Linked DNA regions of Mus musculus: regions 2 and 3 are each linked to region 1. Evidence: chromatin loops called from intact Hi-C (ENCODE). Cell type or tissue: left cerebral cortex. All regions are shown on one strand. Each heading gives the region's core, and the rest is flanking DNA. Links, peaks and the distances in the headings are about the cores only.

Evidence for each region. A loop is a pair of places that touch in the nucleus more often than their neighbours do. Peaks named below come from ENCODE experiments on the same cell type or tissue, not always from the same donor. Only the 100,000 strongest peaks of a DNase experiment are listed, where the experiment ranks them.
Region 2: a loop joins it to region 1, with 3 times the contacts of the local background. A loop is called at or near these places in 8 of 42 quality-filtered maps.
Region 3: a loop joins it to region 1, with 2.4 times the contacts of the local background. A loop is called at or near these places in 10 of 42 quality-filtered maps.

Annotation. Positions count from the first base shown.
Region 1 is chrX:20,359,603-20,369,865 of GRCm38, forward strand. Rp2 (retinitis pigmentosa 2 homolog) reads left to right here and starts at 4,879. Exons shown (of 5, transcript NM_133669.5): 1 at 4,879-5,226. The coding sequence starts at 5,134. In left cerebral cortex, for the core only: a CTCF peak has its summit at 6,617; DNase peaks (open chromatin) are centred at 4,898, 5,348 and 6,539; H3K4me3 peaks cover 1,233 bases; H3K27ac peaks cover 461 bases.
Region 2 is chrX:20,557,004-20,567,266 of GRCm38, forward strand. It overlaps Rgn (regucalcin), which reads left to right. Exons shown (of 7, transcript NM_009060.2): 4 at 509-724; 5 at 2,352-2,483; 6 at 2,974-3,128; 7 at 4,432-5,084. The coding sequence ends at 4,482. Among named protein-coding and RNA genes, the nearest start is that of Rgn, 12 kb to the left of the region's middle. In left cerebral cortex, for the core only: a CTCF peak has its summit at 5,035 (motif pointing left); a DNase peak (open chromatin) is centred at 5,044.
Region 3 is chrX:20,420,392-20,430,654 of GRCm38, forward strand. Jade3 (jade family PHD finger 3) reads left to right here and starts at 5,297. Exons shown (of 13, transcript NM_199317.2): 1 at 5,297-5,439; 2 at 8,632-8,740. In left cerebral cortex, for the core only: a CTCF peak has its summit at 5,940; DNase peaks (open chromatin) are centred at 4,953, 5,124, 5,347, 5,936 and 1 more place; H3K4me3 peaks cover 1,889 bases; H3K27ac peaks cover 594 bases.

The sequences.
Region 1 (10,263 bases), core at 1,192-9,191:
ATTGCTATGATAGGCCTGACCATGCCTTTGTTTGGAAGAACGTGGATTTTGGGACTTTGAGTTTGGAAAGCAGTGGAAAACTTTAAATGGGGCTTAATGGGCTATCCTAGTAGGAATATGAAAGACTGAGTGTAATTTGAATTGTGCAGACCTGACCCAAGAGGTTTCAGAGGAGAAGAATTGCAGAATGTGGCATAAAGACTGTTTCTGTGGTGTTTTGGTGAAGAATGTAGCTGCTTTTTGCCCTTGTCTGAGGCATCTGCCTGAGGCTAAGGTGAAGAGACTCAGATTAATTACATCGACAAAGGAAGTCTCAGAAACACTCATCATAGACTTTGTTATCTGATTAAGTCTCATGAAGAACATTTTAAACAAGCATAGCAAAGTTAAAAAGGAAAAATATTAAAATGTATGATATTAAAGGGCCACCAGGAGCTAAATCCTGTGTTCAAGGATATTAAAGTGAATTAAGGGAGTAGTGACATTGGGGCAGGATATCACCCAGCTAAAAGTTTAGGTCCAGACATGGTAGTACAAGCTTTTAATCCTTGGGTGCAAAAACAAGAAGATCTCTGAGTTGAAGGCCAGCCTAGAGAATGTTCTACATGAAGGAAAACTTAAATCCAGGCTTGGTGGACCACACAGTACTTAGGAGATAGACATGCAGATCTCTGAATTCCAAGTTCCAGGACAGTCAAGCTTAGGCAGTGAAGGAATTGGAAAACTGGTGGAAAGCTGGTGATAGTGTAATAGAACAAGACGACCATGTTCCAGCCCCAGCAAGCAGCAGAACTTGGCAGCTTTGGTCACGTGACTCTGGCTTTAGAGTCCAGAATAGAAGGGATTACTGGAACAAGTGATGCTGGTTAGCTGGAGCTAAGAAATTAGTGGTGATTAAGAAGAGACCAACATCACTGAGGTGAAATCTTTTGGGAAGTGTTTTCTGAGAGCACAAAGAAGCTGTGCTCCAAAGATAGCCAAGGTTATACCTCCTGCAGCAGCTGTACTTGGTAATGTGTAAGAGTTACCCATTTGGTACTGGTTTTGAAGGCATGAAGGCATCATGAAGAACAGCTGAAGCTTGGCACTGTGAGAGGCCATGGAAGGCCGTTGGTGAAGGTGAAGCCTCAGTTGACATCCCAGGACTGAAGGGGTCATGCAAAGGATTTGAGGCTTGGCACCATGAAGAGAGCCTTTGAGAGGCTATTGGTGAAGCCTATTTGCAGAGGAAGACCCCAGTGTATTGGAGATGACAGTACCATGGGATGACCACCAAAACAGCATCAGCAGTGGAGCGGACCAACCTGAGCTTAGAGTGCTACAGAGGGCAGAGCTGAAGAAGTGACAGCAGCCCTTTGGAGGAGCCCAGAAGATCATGTGTGGATTCCAGACATTGAAACAAGAAGCTGTAACATTGAAGTTGCCTTAGAGACCCCAAGATGTTCAAGATGCCGGAGCATTGGGCTATCTGCTGAGGAAAGCTGATAACAGGGAGTGGAACCAGCTCAGGAGAAAAAAAAATTGTTCCAGTCAACAAAGATGAAAATGGAGTTGAAGATCTGAAGACTGCTTTGATGTCAGACATGGCGATACAGAGTTTAGAGTTTGCCCAGCTGGTTTCCTGTTTTGCTTTGGGAATGTTAAGTGATTCGATGAATCTTAGAAGAGACTTTGAACTTTGGACTTTTAACATTATTGATACTACTATAGACTATGGAGACTTTGGAAGTTGGGCTAAATGTGTTTTGCATTATGCTATGTTTAGGTATGGCCCCCATAGACTCATATGTTTGAATAAGGCTATGGGGACCATGGAGTGAAATGTGATGGTTTGTATATGCTTGGCCCAGGGAGTGGCACTATTAGAGGGTGTGGCCCTGTTGGAGTAGGTGTGTCACTGTGGGTGTGGGTTTTAAGACCCTCATTCTAGCTGCCTGGAAGTGAGTCTTTCACTAGTAGCCTTCAGTTGATGATGTCGAATTCTCAACTCTACCTACACTATGCCTGCCATGCTCCCACCTTGATGATAATGAACTAAACCTCTGAACCTGTAATCCAGCCCCCAAATAAATGTTGTCCTTATAAGAGTTGCCTTGGTCATAGTGTCTGTTCACAACAGTAAAATCCTAACTAAGACAGGTGGGAAGTGTCTACCTAGGCAGAAGTAATTGAACTTATGCTTGTGTCTAGCACATACTTTTGTAGGACTTGTTCACCACCTACTTTTATAATATGGAACTCATTCCTGCCATTGCAGCAATTAGAACATATGTGCACATCTGTCTACAGACGATTAACTGGCAAAAAAAATTGTCTGATTATCTCCCTTCAGAGTCTGAGTTAATGTATAAGGGGCTCATTGTACATTCTGCACACTGGGACAGAAGAGTCAGGACTCGAGATAGAATGGCAGTTGGCAGCAATGTATATGCTGATTAGTAAGGACAGAGCTGGCTTGCCAAAAAAAGTCATGGGAATTTATGGTGGAAGGAACTAAAGAGAGACATGGAGAAGGCAGAGACAGAGACAGAGACAGAGTCAGACAGAGAGACAGATAAAGACAGAGAGACATAGGCCTGGTGACTTTTAATCCCAGCTACTTGAGAGGCAAAAACAGGGGACTCAGTTTAATGCCTGTCTGGGTTAATGGGCAACTTAGCCAGACCCTTTCTCAAAATTTAAAGTACTTTGTAAAGGCACAGGGAGGTATTCACGATTTATGTTGGTGGTATAGCACCTGCCTAGTAGGTATAACATGTGCAAGGCTTTAGTTTAATCCCTAGCACCTCTGAAGAAGAAGAAAAAAGAGCAAGAGAGCAAAACAGATCACTAATCTTTGTGTATTAGCTTTTTAATCCTGGTTGTTCTTGGGTTGGTGGGGGCTATATGGAAAGAAGAGACAGTGTCTCAAGTAGCCCAGGCCAGTCTTGAACTCCATTCTGCTTCTAACTCTCAAATGCTGAGAATATATTGCCACACCCAGCTATAATTTGTATGATTTCAATTTAATTTTGATTTAATTTGATTTGGGATTAGACTGACAGTGAGATGAGAGTTAACCAAGTGCCTTCAGTTTTATTTGAGGATCTCTAAAAACTAATTACAGGTTGATCTAGATTTTGTTTCAGATTTGAGTTTCTCAAGAGCATGTGTTTCAAAGCAATGAGTTAGGGCTGGAGAGATGGATCAGCAGTTAAGAGCACTGGCTGCTCTCCCAGAGGTCCTGAGCTCAATTCCCAGCAACCACATGGTGGTTCACAACCATCTGTAATGGGCTCTGATGCCCTTTTCTGCTGTGTCTGAAGAGAGTGACAGTGTACACACATACATAAAATAAACAAATAATTTTAAAAGGGTGTGCTCAAAGCAATGAGTTTTAGAAATTCTTTCTCTAAAATTAGTTTTATTGAGTTGTGTCTTTATGAAGAACATGATCCATGAGGGACAGAGGATCTGAATTTTTCTAGTTCTTGCTCAATTCCATTCATTGTGACCACAGATTCATCCCTGGATTTCAGCTTCTTATTCTGCACTCTGCAGTGATCAAACTTTTGCTATTCTATGAATATAAATTAGCAGCAGGGCTCTAATACAAAACTATCCTCACATAGAACTTTGATCTGACTGAAGAAAAAGGCAGTAATGCACAGCTTTTATTGTCCAAGACCTGGAGCTTAACTTTCAGGTCATTTATAATTCTTAAGCACTGTACCCTTCTTCCTGGTTGTACAAAAAGGGCAGGAAGTGAAAGGAGGAACAATCTTAATGCCCAAATTGAGTCAGAGGCTCTTTTAGAATCTACATTAAATGTGATAGGTATGGTCAAGTAAAAAGATAAACAAATTTGAAAGTGCTAGTCTGCATTTGATGTCTTATCATGATGTTTTAATACTGTATCTCAGAGAAATCAACTTATTATGAAAGCAATACATGGGCATTGTACTCAAAGTCCACCCAAATACAACAAATGTTAATGATTGTGTATATTTTTATGTTTTCACGCGAACTTTGTACCATTTGCTTTGAACAGATCAGGTTGTTTATATGATAGGGTTTATATCCTCTATTAGACTTTGCACTGCTTGAGTTCCTAAAGCTCCTTTGTGGTGAGTCAACATGCCTCTCTTACCCTCTATAGTTGGACTACTGTCTTTTGGAAGAGATTGGAAAAAGGTTATATGTGCTTCTGTCATTGGATGCATAAGCTGAGAGATTCAAAGGTACATGCCTTTTTGTAATATCCTTTTGCTCCCAGATTCACTGTTCTAGTAAGGAGACAATACTAGGTTTTTATCCTAAATACTTGTCCAATTTTGGAGAGATAAGTGGAAGCTTTTAGACATCCCTCAAAGGATTGGAGAGATGGCTCAGTGTTTAAGATCATTTGCTCCTCTTGCAGAGGATCCAGGTTCGCTCCCTAGCACTTGCTTGATGGCTTACAACTATTAGTAACCAGGAGATTTGAGCCCTCTCCTGACCTCTACAGACACCAGACATGAACAGTTCGACCAGAAGCTTGTGGGTTCCCTAGAAAGGTACTGAAAGGGAGGAGTGAAGGACACAAATTTGTTTTACAAAATCAGCAAGATTTTTTTCCCTAGCAATTTTTGTCATAAAACAAGTCCACTACTCTGTATGGCATCCCCTCCAGAGCTTAAATTTTGGAAACTTTCGAAATTTGAGCACCGGGTCAGGAAAAGGTACTCAGCCCAATCAAACAGCAGCCAGCTAGCCCAGCCTAGTTCACTAGAGGGGAGAAGCTGGGGGTGGAGTAGGACCGACCTGGGGACGGGGCCCTCGGTGAGAGCACCTGAGCTGGCCAGCCCCCCGCTGACGTAGGATTGGTGAATGAATACTTTGGCCTGAGCTCATAGGAGCAGAGCAGCTTGCGAGGCATTGATTGGCTCAGAGGCTGCTGCCCGCTTATTGGTTGCCATAGGTCGTCACGGAGACCTAGGGGGTTGGGCGGAGAAGGGTGTTGGGCCTGGCGGGAGTGCTGAGGGTTCCTGGCGGCGGGGCTGCTCCCCTGGGCGGTGTCCGGGGAGCTGTTGGCCGAGTCACCCTGGCTTCCCGCCACCCTCTGAAAGGTGTCTGAGCGAGTGGGGTCCACTACCAAGACCCTTAGGCCGCACCATGGGCTGCTGCTTCACTAAGAGGAGGAAGAGTGAAAAGGCTGAGGGAGAGGAGGAGCAGCCCAAGCTGTACAGCTGGGACCAGCGGGAGAAGGTGATGTTTTGGGGATCCCTTGCTTTGGGCCCTCCTCGGCTGCCCTTTGCAGCAGATGAAAGCGGGCAGTTTGGCGGGTGGCCCACAACTGGCTTTCACTGGCGCGCACAGGCAGCTGAAGTCGCACGACTTTGGGGGCGGGATGTGAAGGGCCCAAAGGAGGCATAGAGTTAGTGGTCAGCCTAACTAGACTCCCAGGGCCTCTCTGTAGGCTCTGCACCCCGACTCCGGATTCTAGAAAGGACTCCAGGGAGGGAAAGAGCCAGGAAGGTGCTGAATCTCCAATCAGCTCATTTCACCAGCGTTGGCCAAAGGGGTTTGGTCCAGTGGTCGAATTACACACGCAAGACTGGTTCTCATCTTTTCTGCGGTTTGTATTCCCAAGCTGTTACTCTTTTGTCTGCTCTCCTCTGAAAATCGCTTTTGGTGCCTCTTGGTGTTACTCAGTTATTAAATGGACTGTTTCATGTCTACCTTTATTCTCGTCTTCCATTTATCAGAAAAGAATAATGAAAATTGAGGCAGTCTTGGAGTGTATTGTGTAAGGTGAAAGTACCCAACACAAACCAGGAAGTAGTTTATTATTGCAGCTTTATATGAACGAAAATGCCATATATATATATATGTACACACACACATACACACACACATATATACATATGTGTGTGTGTATATATATATATATATATATATATATATATATATATATATATATATATATATATATATATATATATATATATATATATATATCTCAAAAGGTTTGAAAAAGTCTCCTAATCTTGCACAAAACACACTTACTTAGGCATACATTTCACAATGGTTCCTCTTTCTACAAAGTTCTTCTTTTCTTCTTAGTGTAGTTGCTTTGTAAAACACTTAATAGACATCAATTATTATAGTTTCTCAAACAAAATAAGAACGCTTGTTCTTTTAAATGGGTGTCATGAACAGTTAACTATTGCTTAATGCAACAACTTTGACCAGAAGTACTAAAGTCTTGTTTTGTTATAACCAGTCATCCTGCATCCTTGTTTGGTATGACAAATCATCCTGCATCATTTCAAATCCCCAGCAGAATTTAGGCATTCATATAAATGACATTTTCAAAATGTTGGCTTTTAACAAATGGAAGCTGAATTCTCAGGCTCAGCTTTTTGCCTTTGACTCTGAAACCTTTCTTAGGCCATGTGGCCTTTTGTTCCTCTTATATAGCAGTATTTTGTCATGTAGGAAAGTGTTGTATTTTCTGTCTTATATGAAGATTGTACCCATCAAAATCATTTGGTAGGAGGATTTTGAAGTATTCATTTTCAACAGCCTTGGGATTTCTAATAATGCTGTTTAAATTTTTTCTCCCCAGCGCTGGGTATTGAGCCATGCTAGGCAAGCATTCTACCACTGAGTGGCATCCCTAGCTAAACAATGCTCTTTAAACTTGAACTTCCTGCTGCAGAGAGAGTTTTTGTTTGTCTTATTTTGTTTAGAAGTGTCAGGCTAAAAGTAAAAGTGTGCTTTTCTTTTCAGTAGTCTTGGTTGGCTGTGGTTCACTGTTCCATAATAATTGTCTTTCTGCTAACTTCTACTTACAAAGTTCTGATTAATTGGGGTCTTCTGGTCTTGCTATTATGTTATTTTTGCAACAGGATCTTTTTTGTTATATTTTGAGACAAGGTCTCATGTAACTCTGCATAGCCCTGAGTATCTATCTGATTCCCCTGCCTCCATCTCTTGATTGCTTGAATTGTAAGCATGCATCACCAACTTATGCTAGAGACAATGTTTTGATATGTACTTCTGGCTAGCCTGTTAAACGGTATGTAGCTTAGGCTGGCCTTGGATTTCAGGCAATCTACCTGCCTGAGCATACTGAGTACTGAGATTATGGGCTGGGCTACCACACCCTGATAGTTGGGATCTTTCATATGAATGTGTTTTGTGATCTCTTTTTCTTGTGCTCTTTATCTAAGTTAAAGTACTGAAAAATAGCTTAGTGGATACTAATATCTAAGTGTCGCCTCTCCCACCATGTGTGCTGCATTAAACTTTCTGGTGTAAATAGGAACATTAAATTTTTTTCATTTATAGTTTTAAAATGTTTTTATTCAATAAAGAGGTCAGCCTTGAAACCAGATTCATACAAACAGCAAAAACAGACTCAGTAGGTTGTATTTATGCATACTTAAACATACATAGATATGTATGTGTAATAATAATAAAGGAACCCTTTTTGAGAGCATTGCTAGGTACTATAGTTGTAGAGATGTAAGAGCTGTTATTGGAAATGTACAATAAGCCTATATATATATAAAATAGCTAGATATATAATTATATTCTATATAATACATAGTATACATAAGATGCCATAATATATTATTATTATATATATTATATAGATATAATAAAAGTTAAAACCTTTTTTGTGGTGCTGGGAATAGAACACAGAATGTTAGGCAGGCATTCTACCACTGATCTATACCCCTAGCCCTCCAATGGTACTTTTACTGACCCTGGTCTTGCTATCTCTTGAAACTTTTGTGTGTGTGTGTGTGTTTTTCATTACAAGGAATTGAGTGTAAATACACAGCTTACCGAAATAACTGAGATACATTGTATCTGTAGCAACAGAAATGGTTTGTCTCAGGTTTTCATAATATCATGGAGTCTAGGTCTGTGCTGTTTAAAGTTAGAGCAAGCAATTAGTCAACCTGTAAGAGATTTTGTTTTTTGTTTTTTTTTAATGAGTTGACTGTAATCTCCTTACCATTGGAAAAGTGGTGTTTAAAGTTTCCTTAGGTTGTATAATCAGAGTTGATGGGTACCCCATGGGTTTTGGGTTTTGTGTTGGGTAATTGGGTCAGCCTTAAGGGACTGAAGCAAGGAGAAATTGTCTCAATTAGAAAGAATGTTTGAGGACTAAGTGGTGTCATGGCAACTTACATATTACAGTCAACAGTGGAAGGAATTCATTTTCCATTGCTGCTGACTTTGAAAAAGAAAAAAAAAAAACTACCCTGAAATGAGAAATAGTTTGGATTCTAAGATCTCTGTTTAAATCATTTAGAAAGAAATGCCTTTTCTTATTATTTATATGCTGTATTTTAATAGTTAAGCAAATTATTCAATGTATATGTATTCAAACACCAAGGAAGAGCCAAACTTATTATTCTTGCCCTCCGAGATCTTCCTTGCCCTTTGGAGTGAAAACGGGAAATACTGAGGCAAAATGGGGTGAAGATGAGTGGCACACAAAGGGAGTTTTCAGTTCCACTTATTCATGCTAATATTCCTCAATAACGGAAAGAAGAATAGTTTCTCTGGCTGGGCAAAGTGGTGCAAGCCTATAGTGCTAGCAACTTTGGAGGCTTGGTGCTTCTGAGTACAGGGCCAGCCTCCTGAGTTTCAGGCTGCCCTGTGTGAGTATGGTCATTGTGAGACTGAGATCTTGACTCCTTAAAAAGAAAAAAAAAGAATTAGTTTCCCAAATGATGGCTTAGGTATGAAAATTGTGATTTGAGTATGAAGAACACACTTGTATCTGCTACATTTGTCTCATGATTATTCGAAATAGTGCTTATTAAAGCCAAAGTCTCAGATCAGAAATTCAACTGTCTGTTGTTCAACTTTGGGTAAACCAGCCAATTTGTGCATATCAAGCTTCTTAGTTATAAAGTTGGCTAGTCCTAAAGAGTTCTGCACAATTTAGCGAGGCAAAGACTTGCCCTGAAGAAGAGACATTAGATAGTAATTGTCATCTCCAGAGACACTTCAAGCACAACTTATAGGAGAATTTAATTCCAAGAATTGTTCATCAATAGAAAGGATGACTTTATGGGAAACTGATGTCTGTGTGGAACCTTCAGAGGTTAGATAGGTGACCTGCTAAAAAGAAGTATCTGTAGTAGATAGGAAGCTCGATGCTATTTTCATCATCATCTAAGTATGTGAGATAATTTAGTTGCCGTTTGACATGAACTAAACCATCCTAAAACTTAATACCTTAAAACACTGGCAAATACTGCTTTTGTTTAGGACTCTGCCCTTTGTGTACAGTTAAGCAGGGTTGACTCTATATGGTATCAACTGTGGCAACTTGAGTAGGGGTTCCAGGATCGCCTTCAGGGTGGCTTAACCCCAAAGGTGACTGTCAGGTTGATACAGGCATGCAGTTGGGAGCTCAACTAGGGCTGAAGGCCAAGCACTCTCCATGTGTATTCTGAACTTCAGGATCCAAGGACCTCTGATTTTATTGAGTCTAATTGATCTTTTCTCCCAAATAACGATTTCTAATTTTGATATTTTATTACAAATATATTTAAGTTTTTTATTTTACAGTTATGTGTGTATGTATGTGAAAATCTGGTATGAGTTTGTACACATGAGAGCAATGCCTATAGAGAGCAGAAACAGGTATCAGATCCTGTGGAGCTGGAGTCTCATACAGTTATGAGCCATCTGACATGAGTGCTGAGAACTCAGGTTCTCTGCAAGAACACTATGTGCTCTTACTGGCTGAGCCATCTCTCTAACCCTTCATTAGATATATTTTATTAGATGTCTTTAGAGAAAACATTTAATGTATACCTTAAAGCTTAAGTAAGCATATCTGCTACAAGCTACTCTTTAAAAATACTTTTTATTTTTACAAACTGGATTTCCATTAATGTGAATAGATTCCATTAGTATATCTCAGGATATCATTACTGAAGTTAACTCCAGAAATTAAATTTAATGAAAATTTGCTTGCTGCCTAGTAAAGAATTAAGATGTTCACTGCTGTTTTCTGTTAGGGAAATAATACTTAAATAGTACTGTTGATCCAACTCCTGCTAATGCAGCAAGTTTGAGGCCAGTGTGGGCTATAGGTAATACATAGAGATATAAACTATGTACATTTCATCAAGGCTCATATGTTAAAATACTTTAGACTATAACCTATCTATGCTTGTAATTTTAGACATTTTAAGAACTAGTAACGTTTACAAAATTATTCTAAGCTAGAAATTAGTTATTAAGTTTTGACTTGAAGAACTTTTA
Region 2 (10,263 bases), core at 1,462-9,461, 200 kb after region 1:
CTCCTAGTCTTCCTCCTTCAGCCTAGGATTACAGGTGACCACCAAACTTGGCTTATACTGTGCATTTTATTTAGGCTTTCTATACTTGTGCTTAGATGGAGAAGATGAGGTTAGTACATGTTTACTCCTTATTTGAAACCATATCTCTAAATTGCTAAAAGTGTGTGTGCGTGCACGTGCACGCACTTGAAACAAGGAGTTGTTATGTAATGTAACTGGGCCTCAAAGTCATAGAAGCTGTTTCAAATTCACTACCCTGTCTCATAATCTGAAGTATTGATATCATAAATGTGTGTCACCACACCAAGCCTTTGGGCAGATTTTCACTTGCATTAATAAGAAAGACAGTTGCCATCTTTAAAAGGCATCTAAGAGACTGTTTAAATTTAAGATTGTATAAAACTCTCTTGACTTAAATAACGAAAATGATCCTTCATGAAAAAGGATGGGGTTGTGTGCAGGGTTAGAATCTGCAGGGCTGAGCTAATGGGTTTTTTGTTTCCCAAAGGTACCATGGCTGAGGAAACGGCCCCAGCTGTTCTTGAGCGGCACCAAGGGTCCTTGTACTCCCTCTTTCCTGATCACAGTGTGAAGAAATACTTTGACCAAGTGGATATCTCCAATGGTTTGGATTGGTCCCTGGACCATAAAATCTTCTACTACATTGACAGCCTGTCCTACACTGTGGATGCCTTTGACTATGACCTACAAACAGGACAGATTTGTATGAACATCTTTATTGTTTTTCATACCACTCATTTTTTTATCTCCTTCAGCCATGTGAAAATGTCATTATTTGTCAAATAGAGGACTTCCCAATATAATGATGATGGCACAGACTTCACTAAGCTGCCAGTGACTGTGATTCTCAATACGTCTCCAGTCTGGTAATTGAGATTAACACTGTAGCTGCACTAGACAGTGCAGATAGGCCTTGAATTTTCCTTTCTATCACTAAAAAGGGCCTCCCTAGAGAATGGATCCTGCCCTATCAGACAGTGCCAAAAGGCACAAACTATACAAGAGAATGTGATAAAAGAGGGGAAGACTGAAACTTTTAGTTTCTGAGTCTTATTTGATCTTTAGTTAACCATAGGCAAGTATTCACAGGCAAATGAACAACCTTTGAAATGGAAAAATAACAGAAAAGTGCTTCCAGGTTGGTTCAGTTCCATCAATGTTCTGTAAAATGAGCCATCTCTGGAAACTTCGAGGAAAGAAATTATTTAGAAGAATTTAGAAGGGAGACCTTGAAACTGTTTGATGAAAAGTGCCAGACAGGAAGAGCAAAACCAATCATAAAAATGACTTGAAAAAAAAATCACAAGACTTTATGTAGATTTAATCAAGGGCAAACTATTCCAGTACAGATGCTTTGCTTTGAAGTATGTAGTGCTCTTTTTTTTATGACTATTCTTACCCAATTTCCTTGCACATGGCTTTAACATTTTTCCATTATACTTCAATCTGATTGCTGGAATGACCTGAATTTTGTAGCTGGCTGCTCTTCTGCACTGTTTATTGAGGTGCTGGGGATCAAACTCATTTCTTAGTGTGTGCACTGAGATGCAATTCCAGTGCTCCCCTCCCTTTGCATGGTCATTGTTTAGATGCTGTGGATCTTCTTTAAGCATCCTGTGGGTTTTAGAATGCCCTTCCTTTAAGAAGCAAGTTCTTTAAATACTTCTTTCTTGATTTTTGTAAAAAATTAAGAAAAAGAATATGTATCTCCCAAGGTTTTGTGCATGCATTGTTCATATAGTACCATTTAGCTGCCTTATAGATCTTACATTTGGTCAAAGTAGGAGTTTGGGAAACTAATATAGTAATCTAATCACAGGCTGAAGTATGTCTGAAATGAGTTTGCCTAACCTTAGTTGAGGTTGGCCTCAGAGAGCTACCTATTGACTTCATGGTGGCCAATCCTTCAAGGCTGATCCTAACACTGAAGCAAAAGGATTACTTTAAGACTCTGAAGACAGGATGAGCTACACAATGAATACCACAGCCTTGGATGTAGTATGAGACTTTGTCTCTAAATAAATCAGCTTTATTTCATTTAGCGATAGAAGAGTTGTCTAGCATCCATAAGGTTCCTAATTCTATCCCCAGAACTGCGATAAAGAAGGAAGAAAAAAAGAAAAATGAGAAAAAGAGAAAAGAAAGAAGTAAAAGGGAAAGAAAACATTTAAAACTTTATAAAGACAAAAGGGAGTAAATCTATTCCAAACCATGTATTTGAAATCCTTTGTTAAGTGACCAGTATTTATAACCAGCTTGAGAGTGCACTGTTTGTCAGCATTGCGTGACCCACTGTTTGGTCCTGTTTTGATTTTGTTTTTCAACCACAGCCAACCGCAGAATTGTTTACAAGATGGAAAAAGATGAACAAATCCCAGATGGAATGTGCATTGATGCTGAGGGAAAGCTATGGGTGGCCTGTTACAATGGAGGAAGAGTAATTCGCCTGGATCCTGAGACAGGTAGGCTGGAGGCAAAATAGAAGATCCCACCCACTCCAGAAAACACCAGTACTAGACACCATTACTAATACAGTTAGAGCCATATTAGTGGTCTTAACTGAATGATTTAGGAAATAAAGGTAAAAGCTATAACCCAGAATTTATCGTCAAAACTTCTTTTCCTGTGGAAATAAGTTTCTCTGCCAAAACCCAATTGTCAGAAAAGGCAATTAAGTTAAATAAATACATAGATGGGAGCCAGGTAATATAGTGGCTTATAAACTTAAGTGTAAGGAAGCTAAAACTAGAGGATGGTGAATTTGATACAGCCTGGGCTACATAGTGAATACTAAGCCATGTCAAATTCAGCCTACATTAACTCTCTTCAAGGGATGAGTTCTGACATCCACAGTCTCTTAGACCATCCCTATCATCCATGAATGGTCCAAAAGCATTATGTATGTTGGAAATTTCTAGAACTAAGTTTTTAATAATTTATTTGGTGCCTTAGGGAAAAGACTGCAAACTGTGAAGTTGCCTGTTGATAAAACAACTTCATGCTGCTTTGGAGGGAAAGATTACTCTGAAATGTATGTGACCTGTGCCAGGGATGGGTTGAATGCTGAAGGCCTTTTGAGGCAGCCTGATGCTGGTAACATTTTCAAGGTGAGATGGCCTTTTTTTCTGTGTATGTGGGGGAGGGGCATTGTGGAGGGTATTCTGTTAAAAAAAAATTGAACGGTGCTTTTGCAAACATCTAAAAACTATTTCCATTTATCATGTTAAGCTAATCACACTAAACTCAATTATTTCAGTTTTTGCAAATATACACTTTATAAAGTTCAGGATGGCGCGTGTCTGGCTTACTTCCAGTATTTTAAAAATATTTTCATGTTTCAGTAGAATTTGTAAAATCATCTGATTGTTTTGATGTCCTAAAGAGATTTGTAGGTTTTAAACAATTTTTGTGACAACAAAGACTGATTTTTAAAAAGACACATTTTGAGGGCTGAGAGATGGCTCAATGGGTTGAGAGCACTGACTGCTCTTCCAGAGGTCCTGGGTTCAATTCCTAGCAACCACATGGTGGCTCACAGCCATCGGTAGTGGGATCCGATGCCCTCTCCTGGTCTGAAGACAGTGTACTCACATACATAAAATAAGTAAATCTTTTTTGGTTTTGTTTTTTTTTAAATAAGCTGGGCGTGGTGGCGCATGCCTTTAATCCCAGCACTTGGGAGGCAGAGGCAGGCGGATTTCTGAGTTTGAGGCCAGCCTGGTCTATAAAGTGAGTTCCAGGTCAGCCAGGGCTACACAGAGAAACCCTGTCTTGAAAAAACAAAAAACAAAAAACAAACAAACAAACAACCCCCCCCAAAAAAGTAGAAAAATAGAAACACTTTTCTTGGCAGATGAGAAAATGATAGGAATAAATTGTTATTTATCAATGTGCGTGCTTGCTTATTGGTCCAGCATGTATGTGAATGACTGCTTGAATCATATAATAGCTTGTCAGCTAATTCTTTTTCATGATAGAAAATAAAACTGGGGTGGGGTGGGGCTGGAGAGATGGCTCTGTGGTTAAGAGCACTGTCTGCTCTTTCGGAGTTCAATTCCCAGCAAGCACATGGTGGCTCACAACCATCTCTAATGGGATCTGATGTTCTCTTCTAGTGTATTTGAAGAGAACAACAGTGTGCTCATATACGCAAAATAAATAAATACTTTTTAAAAAACAGGGTTGTTAAAGGTAGCTAGATATATTATGTAAATCACAATTTGTTTGGTGATGGTTTGTATATAGCAAGGTCTCACTATATATATATATCCCAGGTTGGCCTTGCACTCACAGCAGTCTTACTGCCTCAGCCTCCCAAGTGCTGGGATTATAAGTATGAACCACCAAGCCTGGCTTTGTAACAGTGGTTTTGAAGACTATTTATCAGTTCCACTCTTTTTCTCTCAACAGATAACAGGTCTCGGAGTCAAAGGAATTGCCCCATATTCCTATGCAGGGTGAACTGCAGCTCTTCCTTGCTGTCAGAAGAAAAAGCTTTGAAGATAACTGAAGAATTAAGGGACTGGAATCAATGAACTTTCAATTTAGTTTTTTTTAATGAGGTGGTGATATTATAGCATGGTTAAGCTTTAATTTACATCTTTGATTGGGCTCTGGTTGAATAAACCTAGGGCATAGCATATTAATGAAGAGTGTCATCCCTGGATTCCTTTATTTACAATTTTTTAAAGGTCGAAGATTTTCCCCAGAGAATGACAAGTGGTTTTGACAACACACTCTAGGCCTTCTATTAAAAGCAATTCTGTAGAAATGCAACAGGGAGTTCAACTATCAATCAGCCTGATGATGGCAAATTGCTCTGGGGGTTGAAATGGGACTGTGACCATTCTTTTTCTGTGTTCCATATTTGCTGCGCATAAGGCTTCCAAAACAAATCAATGCATAGAAACTTAATGATAATTTATAATGATTATGTGACTTTTCATGTGTGTTATTTTACAAACTAAAATACTGGCAGAAGATGTTATTCAAACCCTGGGGCACAATCTGTGGTTCTAATTGCCACCTAGTGGCTATACAAATAAATGCATCACATTGCAAAGAATTCTTTCCATTGTTTACTTTTACACATTCTCTCTCTCTCTCTTTCTCTCTCCCTCTCTCTCTCTCTCTCCTCTCTCTCTCTCTCTCTCTCTCTCTCTCTCTCTCTCTCTCTCTCTCTCTCTCTCTCCCTCCCTTCCTCTTTCCCTCCCTCTCCCTTCCCCCTCTGTATTTACGTGTGTAAATTGATCAGAGAGCAACTTACTTATGGGACTCATGGGTTGACGGGATTGAACTCAAGTTGCGCCTTTATTGGCTAAGCCATTTTACTTGCTGCTGCTGCTGCTTTCTCTTCCGCCCTCTCTTCCTTCTCTTCCTTTTTTGAGATGAGGTTTCTCTCATGTAGCTCAGGTTGGTTTTGAGCTTGCTATGTAGGTGAACTGACCTTGAACTCCTGAGTCTCCTGCCTCCATTTCCCAAGTGCTAAGATTACAAATGTGTGCTACCATGCCTATCTTGGAAAGAATTTTTAAAGCAATATTGTTGGCACTATAATTAGCCTGATCATATTTAAAGTATACAAAGTTGTCATATATTCATATGTGTGTCATATATATTCATATCAACTACATAGACAAAATGAATCTGCACTATCCACAAATATTTATGGTGCCCACCTATCATTCTTTTCTTCTGCCCTTCAGCAGGCTTGTGCCCCATCCCCAGAATATAACTGATCTGCTTTCTCTCCCTTTCAATTTCAATTGACCTTAAAATTGGGTAGTGCCAGGCTGGAGATATAGCTCTGAACTACACTCTTCAGCCCATTTTAATATTTCTTCTCAGAATTTTCAAGATTGCCTTTTCAATATTTTTTGTAATAGCTGTTGTATAATTATATATCAGATCATTCCAAAACCTGCATGATCTTACTCTTGACATCTATTGGTAATCTTTTCCCCACTTAAGTTAGGCAATTCATTGTTTAATATAGTGAGTAATTTTTGGATTGTTTCCTGGGCATTTTGAATATTGCATGTGAGACTGGATCTTGTTAAAATCTTATGAGGAATGTTGATGTCTGTTTCTATAGAGAACCTATAGAGTCAGGTTGAAGCCACAAGTTCTTGCAGTCGTGGTTTCACTGTCAGTTGCAGTTTTCATAAGCTTTGCTCAGGTGTCCTGTGCATGTACCACCCAGCAGTTAGGCTGGAGTTGGATGGAGGTCCAGCTTTAACTCAGTTCTCCATCTGGTATGTATGTACATACAGGTCAGGAGCTGGGTTCAAGCCCAATCTGCAAAGGCCTCCTTACTGGGACTTTTGAGGGAATATGGTACATCAGAAGCCCAGACTTGCCTTCTCTACCTATGCCTACTCTTGTCTGCATATTTTTTGGTTTCTACTTGATTCTTTCTGATCTTTATTCTTCAATGAAGGAAATTCACATAGCAACAGAGTTATCACATGCAAAGATCATATGCAAAAGTTATCATATGCAAAGAGGGCAACATAACTTCATTGTGAAAACTCAAGAGATCAGGGATTGTCTAAGAAGCATAAACGAGACATCTATCCCCGTTACAGTTACCTAGCCTAAGCCACTCATTCTGCCCAGGAGGTAGGTCAAAGCATAGTGGAATGGCAGAGGAACTCTAGGGACTGTGGTGGAGTACTCTGAAAATCCTGAACAACAGACCTCAAGGAAAAGTGGCCAGTTTAGCCCAACTTCCCTCTCTAAAACTTCAAATCTGGAAACACAGTCTAGTGAGACAGAGATTATAATCATTTCCCCAGTGATGGAAGCCTCCACCCATGCATGACAAGCATTAATATCTGCACTATCTATGCCTTTCCTGGTCAGTCGTTGTTCCAGTTTGCTTTTCTGTTGCAAGAAAACACCCTGACCAAAGGCAACTTAGGAGAGGAAAGTATTTGATTCATCTTATACTTGCAGATCACAGCCCATCATGAAGGGAAGTCGGGGCAGGAAGTTGAAGGCTGGATTGCTTGCTGTTCCATTTAGCATTACCTCTAACCAGTGAGTGAACTCACAGTCAAGGATACAGCAGAAACCGTGAAGAAGCACTGCTTGATGACTCACTCTCAGACTCATGCTTAGCTAGCTTTTCTATATAGCCCCAGGGAAGTACGGCCCACATTGGACTGGGCCCTCCTTCACCAATTAACAATCAAGGCAATCTTCCCACAGACATGCCCATGGGCCAGTTTGATCTGGGCAACCCACAATTGAGACTCCCTTCTCAAGTGAGTTTAGACTGCATCAAGTTGACAGTTAAGGCAACGAGAACAGAGTCAGAGGGTTTTCTTAGTGGTTAAGAATTCTTGCTGCTGAAGCTTGAGAGATGGCTCAGCAGCTAAGAGCACTGCTCTTCTAGAGGTCCTAAGTTCAATCCCCAGCAACCACATGGTGGCTCACAACCATTTGTAATGGGATCCAATGCCCTCTTCTGGTATGTATGAAGACAGTTACAGTATACTCATATATAAATAAAATAAGTAAAATTTTAAAAATGCCTGCTGCTCTTGCAGAGGACCCAGGTTCAATTCCCAGTATCTGCAAGGTGGCATCTGTACAAGAATCTGTAACTCCAGTCTTGGGTATCTAATACCCTCTTCTGACCTCCATTGTCAGCACACACAGTGCATATATACACATGCAGCCAAAACCCTCATATACATAAAATAGATAAACCTAAAAGGAAAAAATATTTTTCAAAAATTCAGAGAACAATCTTGAGTATTATTCCTCAGGCACCATCCACATTCTTTACTTTTGTTTTAAGACATAGTCTTTTTTTTAGATTTATTTATTTATTTATTATATGTAAGTACACTGTAGCTGTCTTTAGACACTCCGGAAGAGAGCGTTAGATCTTGTTACAGATGTTTGTGAGCCACCATGTAGTTGCTGGGATTTGAACTCTGGACCTTCAGAAGAGCAGTCGGGTGCTCTTACCCACTGAGCCATCTCACCAGCCCAGACAGAGTCTTTTTTTAGAGATTGTTCTTTTAGAGGATCTGGGTTCAATTCCTAGCACCTACATGGTAGCTTACAATCCTCTGTAACTCCAGTCACAGGGATCCAATGACCTCTTCTGGCCTCCTCAAACACCAGGTATGCACATGGTGCAAAGGCATGCAGGCAAAACACCTGTACACATAAAAATAAACAAACAAAAGTAATGATTTTGTTTTAAAAGACAGGGTCTCTTGTTGACCTAGAACTTCCCAAGTAGGCTAGGTTGACTGGGCACCTGTCTCCAACTCCTCAATGCTGGGATTATAAACACCAGCATGTGTAGCTTTTTAAAGTGAGTTCCAATCAAATTCGGATCCTTATGCTTATAAGTCTAGCACTTTACTGAGCTATCTTCCCAGCACCTCAATCAGTCTCCTAAAACTGACATCTGGTTGACAGTCAATTAAAATCTCTGGCTAACCTGCATGCCCAGACTTAAAGTGAACTCCCAAATCATACCTTGTCAAACTACAAAGATGGTGTGGTGAATTTGACTTGCCAAAAGGCAATCTTAAAAAAGTTCCAGAGCTTCTCTGCACCTTCTTGGGTAGGCATACCAAAAATGCATAGTCCTGAATACATTACACGAGTTATATCTCAGAGAACTCCCTTGACAAATGGTAGGTAACTTCTACACAAAACCCGCTCATGATAACAACAACAAATCCCAGCTCAGTGTTCCTCTCCTGTAACACAGCTACAACGGGTGCAGACATGCACATGTACCCAGATCTGTATCACCCCCTTGAGAGATAAGGGATGTGAAAAACCAACCTGAACTTGCTGCCAATAGTCTGGCTATTGCCTTTGCTGTGAATGGTAATGTCTGTTATTCCTTTTTGTTTATTTTAAAAGATATATTTTTAATTATGTGGGGGCAACATGTGCATGTGTGTGTGGGTGCCTGTGGAAACCAGAAGGCACTGGCTCGGGAGCTAGAGTTACAGGTAGTTGTGAGCCACCTGATGTGAGTGCTGGGGACCAAACTCAGGTCCTCTGCAAGAGCAACAAACGCTATTAGCCACTGAATCATTTCTCCAGCCCCTAACATCCTTTCTTCCCCATCAGAGTCTCATGCCTCCATTTGTATCAATGAAACAGGACAGCTTGTTCATAAAGTTTCAGAATCTTTTAAAGTTCTCAGTATGGACATTGACCTTCATCTGTCAGACATTGATTGAGTCCAGGGTCCTTAAACCAAACACTAACACCTGACTCTCACTCACAGTCCTGTCTTCCCTGTCCCAGATTTCAGCTCTCAAATTATGTTACCAGTTTCTGCTTCCACTGCCCCAGCCCCCACCTCACCCCCAACTGGCTCCACTGAGTCTCACTGTTTGTTTGAAAAAAAAAAAATGAGTTCTGGTCTTTGCAAACAGACCTCACCTGTCCTGGCAGAAATCAAGTTAGAAATCTCTGCCTTCAGTGGACAAATTCCAACTTGCACCACTAGTGCTAAGTTCTCCAAATCCTCCTCCAGTGACTAAAGTTGCACCTGGGATTTACAGTCTAGTTCATCAGGTAGAAGGCAGTTGGGGAATTAAAGAACCCTATAAGGTGATCCCAGGGGCCAGTGTGAACGGTATATACAATCTCCAGGAGACACTCTGTTAAACAACACAATGCATCTGGGCTCTACCCTTTTCTTTCTTTCTTTTTTTTAAAGTTTTTTAATTTATTTTTTTAATGTATATATATATATATATATATATATATATATATATATATACTGTAGCTGTTCAGACACACACCAGAAGAGGGCATTGGATCTCATTACAGGTGGTTGTGATCCACCAAGTGGTTGCTGGGAATTGAACTCAGGACCTCTGGAAGAGCATTTAGTGCTGTTAACCACTGAGCCATCTCTTTAGCCCTACCCTTTTCAACTAGTCACCTAACATTGCCCTGGTTACTCCCTGATCTGGCCTGAAAGGTTGACTGATGTGCTCAACTTGACTCTGGAAGCCACACGGATTTAGCCCTATGGGATCTATACACAGCTTCAAGAGATCTTTTGGAAAGTCTCCAACAGGTATCAGGCTCTAGTTAAAGCCATAGATCAAGTTCTTCATTCCACACATGGTAGAACATGCTTATACTCTCAGGACCAGGATGTTGAGGCAGGAAGATTGCTGGGAATCTGAGGCTAGCCTGGACTACATAATGAATACCAAACTAATTAGGGATACATGATGGATG
Region 3 (10,263 bases), core at 1,233-9,232, 61 kb after region 1:
CTTCACCTGTGGAACGTCTTCCAGGGTTGCCTTAGGCCATTTCCCTCCCGCAGCCACTAGGTCCTTACGGCCCACAGAGGCAGCTGCCAGATAACCAGTCTCAAACACTTAGACAACAGACAACATACAAGACTCACACAAATGTACCTACAAGGAGTCTTCGAGGTTCCTGGGTGTCACACAAATCTCGGTGGAACCTCCAAATGAAGGAGAAAGAGAGAGGGAGAGGGAGAGGGAGAGGGAGAGGGAGAGGGAGAGGGAGAGGGAGAGGGAGAGGGAGAGAGAGAGGGAGAGAGAGAGAGACTGACTTTCTATGTAGCTCTGATTGTCCTAAACCCTCTATGTACACCTGACTCACAGAAATCTGCCTGCTTCTGCCTCCTAAGTTCTGGGCTTAAAGACATGCACCACTATACCCAGCTTTTGAATTTAAAAAATAAAAATAAACAGAGCTGAGAAGTTAGCTCTGTAGAGAAAATACCGTGTAAGCACGAGGTCGACAATTTAGATCCTCAGGACCCATGTAAAGAGCTGGGCAGGCGTGGTCCATCTGTGACCCCATCACTGGGAAGACTGAGACAGGAATTCTTCAAGGCAAGGTGTCTACTTCTACTAGCCTGCCTCAGTAATCAAAGTAGAGAACAATCAAATAAGACACTTGATATCAATCTTTGGCCTCCACACATGGACAAGTTCACTCCCCACATACACACCCACACACATGTAAAAAGGCATACATGCATGCACACCACATACACAAATGCAAAATATTGGAAAAAAAAACAACTTTCAGACAAAATGTCAGGCATGTTATATACCTTACTCATGGGCAGGCTGATTACAGGTTTGGGGTCACCCTAGGCTACGTAGTGATTGTCTCAAAAACAAAAAACCAAATAAAACCACAAACCAATAAAAAGCCTAAACAACAAAATCCCAATATTCAATCAATTAATCTACCATATTCATCAAGCTAATGAAGAAAAATCATATGCTCATATTATACTTAACAAAATTCAGCATTCATCTATAGTAAAAAAAAAAAAAATCTGGGGGTTGGGGATTTAGCTCAGTGGTAAAGTGCTTGCCTAGCAAGCACAAGGCCCTGGGTTTGGTCCTCAGCTCTGGGGTAAAAATCTAAACAAACTATGACTACCTGGGTGCTTTCTGTACTTGATAAAGAACATCTTCTAAAAACCCACTAGTACCATACTTAGTGGTGAAAGATGAAATGTTTCCTCCTAAGTTCTATGCAAACAAAGGTTGTCTTCTATTACTTTCATTCCACATAATTCAAATGCTGCGGTCAGTGCAATCAGGCAAGAAAAAGGAATAAAAAGCACATGATTAGAAAGGAGATAAAACCATCTCTACTCCCACACAACACAAGCTTCATTCTTTCTTTTACATTATATTTATTCACTTCAGGCTTGGTGGAAAGTGCCTCAACGACAGTTCTCTACATAGAATTTCCAAAGTACCTGCCAAAAGATTCATTGAACCAATAATTGAGTTCAGTATGTGACAAGATATTCAGATCAGCACACACAAGCATCAGTTATATTCCTATGTTATACTGACAGTCAACAATTAATATACTGCTGGAATTTAAACGCATTACCAGTTTTAAGCACTCCAAAGGAAATGATGTGCTTAGTTACATGCTTAACAAAACTTGCATAGGATCTATACACTGACAATTCCACAGTGCCAATAAAGAAGCCAAAGATTATCACTAAATGGACGGATGGGAATTATCAAGTTGAAGGATTAGAACAGAATGTTGGGAAGATGTCAGTTTTTCCCAAACACATATGGAAATTATTATATCTTATATATTATAGAGATATAAGGTTTGATGTAATTTCTCTTAAAATTTCATCAAAGTTTTTTTTAAAAAAAAATACAAAAGAAGTCCATTACAAAAGGTATATGAAAAGACAAATTACCAGCCAGGTGTGGTGGTGCATGCCTTTAATTCCAACACTTGCGAAACTGAGGCAGGTGAGTCTCTTGTGAGTCACAGGGCAGTCAGAGCAACATAATAAGACCCTGCTTCAATAAAAACGAAACAAAGCCAGCCATGGTGGCGCATGCCTTTAATCCCAGCACTTGGGAGGCAGAGGCAGGCAGATTTCTGAGTTTGAGCCCAGCCTGGTCTACAGAGTGAGTTCCAGGACAGCCAGGGCTACACAGAGAAACCCTGTCTCGAAAACCCAAAAAATAACCACCCCCCCCAAAAAAAACAAAAAACAAAAACAAAATAAAACCAGCAGCAGCACCACCACCATCACCACCAACAAAACCTCCACAAAACTACCAACCCACAAACAAAAAACAACAAAGGCAAATTACCTTGGATAGTCAAAACAATCTGTAAAAAGAATAAAGCAAGGGACTGATCCCACACTTACTCTATAGCTATCACAATTAAGATTAGTATTCACAGGAGAGATGTAGATAAATAGAATACAAAAGAGCCAAAATGGCCCCATACACGTGGCCAAATTGATTTTGAGATACACAAGCCATTTAATGAAGCAAAGACAGTCATTTTATTTCAGTCATCAAGTATTCATAGGCAAAAATAAGAATTTCTATCTTAGGTCCAAGTTTATAACAAAAATAATTCAAAGTAAACCACCGACTTAAAAAATAAAAACTAGGGCTGGTGAGATGGCTCAGTGGGTAAGAGCACCTGACTGCTCTTCCGAAGGTCCAGAGTTCAAATCCCAGCAACCACATGGTGGCTCACAACCATCCGTAACAAGATCTGACTCCCTCTTCTGGTGTGTCTGAAGACAGCTACAGTGTACTTACATATAATAATAAATAAATCTTTAAAAATAAATAAATAAATAAATAAATAAATAAATAAAAACTATAACACTTTTTAGAGGAAACATGAGAGAGGGCATGTGAAACCAGGTGAAGATGTTTTAGATATGACACCAAAAGCACTACACATAAATGCAAAATTGGATAAACTGGATCTCTGCAAAAATGTCTTGTCAAATAAATGAAAAGATAGCTGTGTATGGGAAATCCATTTTCTGATTATTTACATACTGAGGACTTGTTTATTATAATCTTCAAATTTAATAGTAAGAAATAATCCAATTAGAAAATGTCCAAAAAACATGAGCAGACATATCACCAAAAAGGTGCCCGTACATGTGTGTGTGTGTGTCTGTGTGTGTGTGTGTCTGTCTGTGTCTGCGTGTGACCTATGTGGACAGTTTTCAAGACTCATTTCTTTCTTTCCAAACTTAAGGGACCAAAATCAAGTCATCAGGCTTGGTTGCTAGTGCTTTTACCTACTGAGCTATCTCCATGGCCTAGGAGGCAAAGTTTGTTGTAAACAGCCCAAATATCCTTCAATGGACAAACTCTTAAAATGTGAATGTTAATAAAGGGTACCAGGGGGAATCTTTGAGCTGTTGTGTTGGTCATAGGAAACTCACAGGTGATACAATTGTGTAGAACTTATATATTCAGACTCAGAAATGGATGCTTGTGAAGTTGATGAAATTTGAATGAGCTTTTCAGATTGGACAAGTGCCACTATCTTGGTTTTGATATAGTTATATAAGGTTACTATTGGGAGAAAACTTGAGAAGTACTTAGAAAGATGCATGGGACCCCTTTGAATTTTTATGACTGTGGAATTTTTATTATTTTTTTTATTGTTTTATTTTTTGGTTTTCTGAGATAGGGTTTCTCTGTGTAGCCCTGGCTGTCCTGGAACTCACTCTGTAGACCAGGCTGGCCTCGAACTCAGAAATCTGCCTGCCTCTGCCTCCCAAGTGCTGGGATTAAAGGCGTGTGCCACCACTGCCCACATGAATTTTTATTTTTAAATAATTCAACTGTAACAGTAATTGTGGACTAAATATTTTACCACTCATAGACTTACATAAAATAAAGTAGAATCATATCTACAATATGAAAAACAGACAAAATACAAGAGCTCACATTTCTGTTTAAACCTAGAAATATAAGTGAAAATAACTATATTAATTCATCATAATTGTGAATGATGCATTTTCAATTCTAGCAAGGTAAATTAAAAAAAGTTGTTTTCAAGCATCTGTATTTCAAAGGTCCAGGAACCAGTAGTAAATTATGTACACTTGTTTTATATATTACTACTATACATCATGTCTCCCTTATTTATTTGACGCTATTGTCTTCCATAATTGTGACAATGGCTAAGCAAAACAAAAAGTTGCAGGGCAGATGACCAGGGAGCTGGAACGCAGGGGCATAGAATAGACCAAAGCAGGCATTCATGGTGAACTTTTTCTTGTTTGTTTGTGTTTCTCTGTATAACCCTGGCTGTAGTGGAACTCGCTCTGTACACCAGTTTTACATTCTCTATCCAACCCTCTCTGTCTGTCTCAGCCCTAGTTTAAAGTTTTTTTTCCAAATAATTCTGATAGGCCTACCTAAACTATCCAAGACGGCGACCCCTACTTTTAAGTCAACCGATCTTTAATTATAGTACCAAAATATCTCCCCAGGAACACCTGGACGAGGGTTTGAATAACTGGGAGCTGTAGGCTAAGTCGACATCAGAAAAAAAGAAAAAGAAATCAAGAAGTCCCACCCCATCATAAAGCATTTTTGCTCACAACTGGATTAATGTGTTGTCAATTGCCTCCTGGCTTTTATTATTTATCCATGCTTCAAGTCTAAACGTCAGAAATAATGGTCGTCTTAGAGTTTAGGGACGAATTGCACTCGTAGAACTTTACAATCGAGTCAGGAGGGTGGGAAAGCTCAGGCTGGACTTTGCCGGAGCAGGAGCCAGTGCACCTCGCTGGCCCAAGCGCCTAGCAGGGCTGGGACGCCTCAGGGCAGCAGCGCGCGCAGCAGGAGGGGAGGAGAACCCACCTGAAGCGCCGCGCCGCGCGTGCGGGAGCTTGAGGTGGGTGGAGCCTCGAAGCCGGTGGCGCTCGTGACGGCGCCCAGCCCGCCAGAAGATCGCGCGGCGAGCAGACGGCGGGGAGTCAGCCGGGTAGGGCGAGCGCAGCCGGCGGGGGTGGGGGGAGGTGGGGGGGGGTGGGGCGGGGAGTTGCAGTGATGAGGAAGGAAAGGGAAGAGGCGGAGCGTGGGAGCGCACAGTGTCAGGAATACAATAGTGCTCCGCGCCGCCTCGGCTGCCGCCGCCGCCCAGCAGCCTGTCCAGAGCTGAGGCCTGAAGGGCCAGGCGGCCAGGGCCGGGGGCGGGAGCAGAGCGCTAGGGGGCGGCCCCCTCGGCTCCTCGGAAGGCCCGGCCAGGAGGGCGGGGTGAGATTAGGGGGCAGGTGCGAGGGAGGGAAGAGAAGAAAGCAGGCGGCTAGGGGGCGGTTACCACCCTAGCCAGACTCGCCCGGCACGTTGAGGGGGCCCTCAGTGTGCGGCGAGGAAGGAGCGGAGCGAGACGCTGCGCCGGAGGTAGGCGCTCTCGAGGGTGGCCTCGGCACCAGCGAGGTTGTGGGCGTAGTGCGGGTTTAGTGGCGGGAGTGGCGGCCTCGAGGAGTGGGACGCGAGCGGCGTGGAGCTTGGGGTCCCGGCCTTGCCACCCTCGGGGTCGCTCCAGCTCCACGTAGCGGTTGCCCCGGGGTCCCCCCGAGAGCCCCGGAACACAGAGCGTGTGTGGGCTGAGGTAAAGTGCCCAGTCGCCCCGCTGCTGGTGGCGCGCTGTGCCCGGTGGCCCGGGCGGGGGGTTGGGGGGGGGCGCGCGGACACGGACACACGAGCTGGGCTACAGCCTCCCGGACACCTCCGGAGGCGTTGAGCGCCATAACTGTGGCGGCCGTTCCCTTCGGAGTCCCCTCCGGGTGCCCCTTTCCGTGCTTGTCCTGTGCTATCAGGGACTCTTGGGGCCAGACCTCGGGGCTAGAGGGCATGCTCTTTCTGCTGCCTGTGGCTGCCGGGTCCGAGCAGCGAGAGGGCGCACCCTGGCTGTTTGAGCCTTGCGGAGCGGGAAGATACTGAGGGTCCGGAGAGGGCAAGACGGGCAGTGTGGGGAGCAACCAGGCACTCTGAGAGCTGAAATGCCAACCTAGTGGGAGTGCGGGTGCCCTTCCGTCCTCGAACTTTCCTTTCTCCAGTCATTGTTAGGACGCAGTGAGTGTTCGAAGCCCGCAATCGCCCTGAGGTCTAGGGGTGGGAAAATCGCCAGGGATATGCCAATTAAGGGGAGATTTTTCTGCCACCGGGCATAGTTGTTAACTTTTCTCCAGCTCCTCTGAGGGAGCCACATCGATTTTATTTTATTTTATTTTTTTAATCCTCCCAGCCTTTTCCTCCTGCTTTTCGGAGCAGAGTTTTGGTGGAATTGGGCTTTAAATTACACAGGGCAAACAGCGTTCATTATTTGTAAGGAAGAAAGTGGGGTGGGAAGAAAGTGTGGGGGGGGGGGACTCTTTAGTGAGTGTCCTTAATGGTGGCATGTGAAGATACACTTAAGAGTTTATCTCTTTGCAGCCCTAGGACATACGTACCTTGTAGGGCTTTCACAAGAAACTTGTTTGACCACTCCACTGGCGTTGAGTCACAAGGAAAGATGTGCACAAGGGTCGACCAACCCCGCCTTGTGAGATGCACTTAACTGTAAGGCTGAGGATGAGAACCTCACCCTCCACCCGCCACAGTTTGATTGTATAAGAAATAAAAACCATGGTGACAGAGATTTCAGTGTCCTAGAGGAAAAGGTGACCTCATTCCCTGCGTTCAGTCAGATAAAGATAACTGCTCCTCTCAAAACTCTGAAAAGTAATGAAAAACAAAATAGGTAGAAACTGGTTGCACAACCTCGTTGCCTAGTGCACCTAACCAGAATCTTCTTTCCCAGAGTGCTTCTCTTAAATACCTTGCCTGCAGCCATTTCTCCTCAGCCTGGAGGGTGGAGAGTGGGGGTGGAGAGCAGAGCACAGCAGAGTCCACTTGAACAAAGCATTGTATTTTACTTAGTTTAATATTTCTATAACATCTGTAATGGTAGGAATATAGAGCCTAGCCTTTGTACCCTTTAAATAGTGTGGCTCTTACATATTATCTGATGATTCTGGATAAGTAAAAATAGATTTTTTTCTTTTTTTGTTTAACCTTAAGAGTGTTCTACTTCCATAACTAACATTTTCTTTTTTTATTTTAGATGAGCTCTGACTTCAAATACTTGAGTTATTAGAGGATAAACTCTCCCGTCAAGGATTACAGAAGTTGGGAGGGGGATGCTGTTCATATTCAATTGAAGAGTGCCCAATTCATATTAAGCTCTCGACATTAGTTACCATCATTGTCACCTTTCTTTCACATGTGTTCTGTACACCTCTGTTCACTAGAGAAGAGCTCTTATTCCAATACTGTTGCTTTAAAATACTTTAAAATACAATATTATTCCTCACAATTTTTTCAGTTAGCAACTAATACAGGTTACAGTGTTCTAACTCCAGGATCCACACTCTTTCTTCTTTTCTGAATCAAGCCATGGCACTGGGATATGAATCTTGGTCATGGGCAGTTCAAAAGGAAGTACCCAGGAATGACTTGGAGGCTGTTTTCAGGACACACAAGCTTTTGGAACATTTGCGAACCACTTTCTGGCCTGTAGAGGAGATTCTCAGTATCATCACACCTAATAATGCAGGGGCAGTTATCATACCCGAGTGATAAGAGTTAGTAAAAGCTAAAGTACAAGGATGTTGAAGACTTATAGATTTTGTATGGCCATCTCCTTTTTATACTGCTTATTTTATCCCTTTCTTATGTTCTACCAACCATAACAAATGTTCTCTAAGCGATACAAAGCCATCTCCTGTTTTTTTTTTTAACTTTGAAGTTTAGCTGAAACTAATCATATTTTTGAGGGTGTTGAGGGAATCAGGAACTATCAGGTGTTTATGGAAACGTGACATTAGAGAGCTCTTAGAAGCTTTGATCATGGATGCAGAGAGGAAGGCTAAAAATGAGGTTGAATATTATCATGGGACATAATGTATGTACCTCTTCATGGAGCTTAGAAAAAACAGGAGCTGAAGAAAATAGAATATGCTGATTTATATTAAGATAATTTCTTATTAGGGGATAATTTACTGTGATTTTTTTTTTTTTTTTTGAGACCGGGTTTCTCTGTATAGCCCTGGCTGTCCTGGAATTCACTTTGTAGACCAGGCTGGCCTCGAACTCAGAAATCCGCCTGCCTCTGCCTCCCGAGTGCTGGGATTAAAGACGTGTGCCACCACGCCCGGCTTAATTTACTGTGATCTTTACTTGCCTCATTTTTCTAAATGAGAGGTGGGTGTCCAGTGATACCCATCTGGCTGTATCCTAGCCATAATTTTTGGTGTTGAAAATTGAACCCAGAGCTTTGCCTATGCTAAGCAAGCATTCTACCACTGAGCTACCTACCCCTTATCCCAATACCTTTATAAAGTGGGGACGTGTAGCTGATTTACAAATTTGTATTGTTCTAGTTTACTGTAGCTAAGAAAATTAAAGCATTTTCAGGTTTGTGGGGTGGGGTTGGATGGTTAGAAGTAATGAATAAAAGGGTGCTAGCAGGTGATCATTACAGATAATTTACTATTGTTTTAAGTTTTCTGTTTTGTGACTCCCCGTGCTCCATTTTTGTCCTTTCTGTAGGTCTTTCCATAGACAACAGAAGCAAGGCTCCTATAATCAAAAGTGCCTCTTTGCTGAGTCATTGGGAAAAACTTGTCTGATCCAATCTGCTAGACTTGGAAAAGGGGAGGTAAGAACTCCAAAGTGCTGTTTTTCTGAACATGAGGACATGCGTGTTCTTGTGGGTACCTAGGAGTCCTGATTTGCCCTGAAGAAAAAGGATCTGGCAAGAAGAAGGTATAGGGGCTGGAGAGATGGCTCAGTGGGTAAGAGCATTGGTTGCTCTTCCAGAGGTTCTGAGTTCAATTCCCAGCACTCACATGGTGGCTCACAACATCTGTAGTGAGATCTGATTCCCTCTTGTATGCTTGAAGGCAGAACACTCATATATGTAATAAATAAATAAATAAATAAATAAATAAATAAAATAAATCTGAAAAAACACAATATAATTAAAAAATATATTTCTGGGGGCTGGAGAAATGGCTCAGTGGTTAAAAGCACCAACTGCTCTTCCAGAGGTCCTGAGTTCAATTCCCAGCAACCACATGGTGGCTCACAACCATCTGTAATGAAATCTGATGCCCTCTTCTGGTGTGCATGAAGATAGAGACCGTGTACTCATATACATTAAATAAAAATAAATTTAAAAATATATATATATATTTCTAAGGAGAAAAAGAAGTTATATTGGGACTTTGGCAAATAGGAGACATCTATGATATCATGAGTGCTCTTCAAGCTACAAACAATTTTTCTGCTCCAACTCAGAAGCTGTGGCTATGCCCCACTACCCAAAGAGAACATTTTCCTCTAATACCTGTTGATAAGCAAAGACACCAAAGCCAGTGTAGGTTTTTTGTTGTTGTTTTGAGACAGGTTTTTTTTCTATTTTTATTATTATTATTTTGGTTTTTCGAGACAGGGTTTCTCTGTATAGCTCTAGCTATCCTGGAACTCACTTTGTAGACCAGGCTGGCCTCAAACTCAGAAATCTGCCTGTCTCTGCCTCCCAAGTGCTGGGATTAAAGGCGTGTGCCACTGCGCCCGGCTGGTGTGTGTGTGTAGCCCAGACTGGCTTTCCAACTCATGATCCTCCTGCATCAGCCTCTTGAGCACTGGGATTGTAAAGAGTGGGCATTGCTTGGCCAGAATGTTGTTTTTGGACTAGCTAACAAGAGAATGTGATATCAGCTTGGCTGGTACACTGGACCCTCTGTTGAAATCTTCTAAGAAAATTGCTGCTATTATTCTTTTCTAGATTTTGAAACTTAATTTTGATAAAGTATTATAATTTTTAAAAATGTTGCAAGATTGGTATAAAAGCGTACTGTATTCCCTTTATCCAAGGTTACCAGTTATCAGCAGTTTGTGTTCATTTGCTCTTTCTTTCTTTTTTTTTACAAATCATTTGAGCATAAACAGTGAGAGGGTGGTATTTGTCAAGGCTATTCTGTTGTGAAGAGTATCTCAGATGCAACCACTGGTGTAGCAGAACATTGGTGGAGGGACAGGACCCCAGAGGTAAAGACCCCGTGTAGCTACCAAGCATATGTTTGTAAATCTAGTAGAATCTTTGATGTTAGGTAAAAAAGTCATGACCAAATGTAAAAGTATTTAAGACGTACCCTTTCCCTTTCACTGTTCTCATCA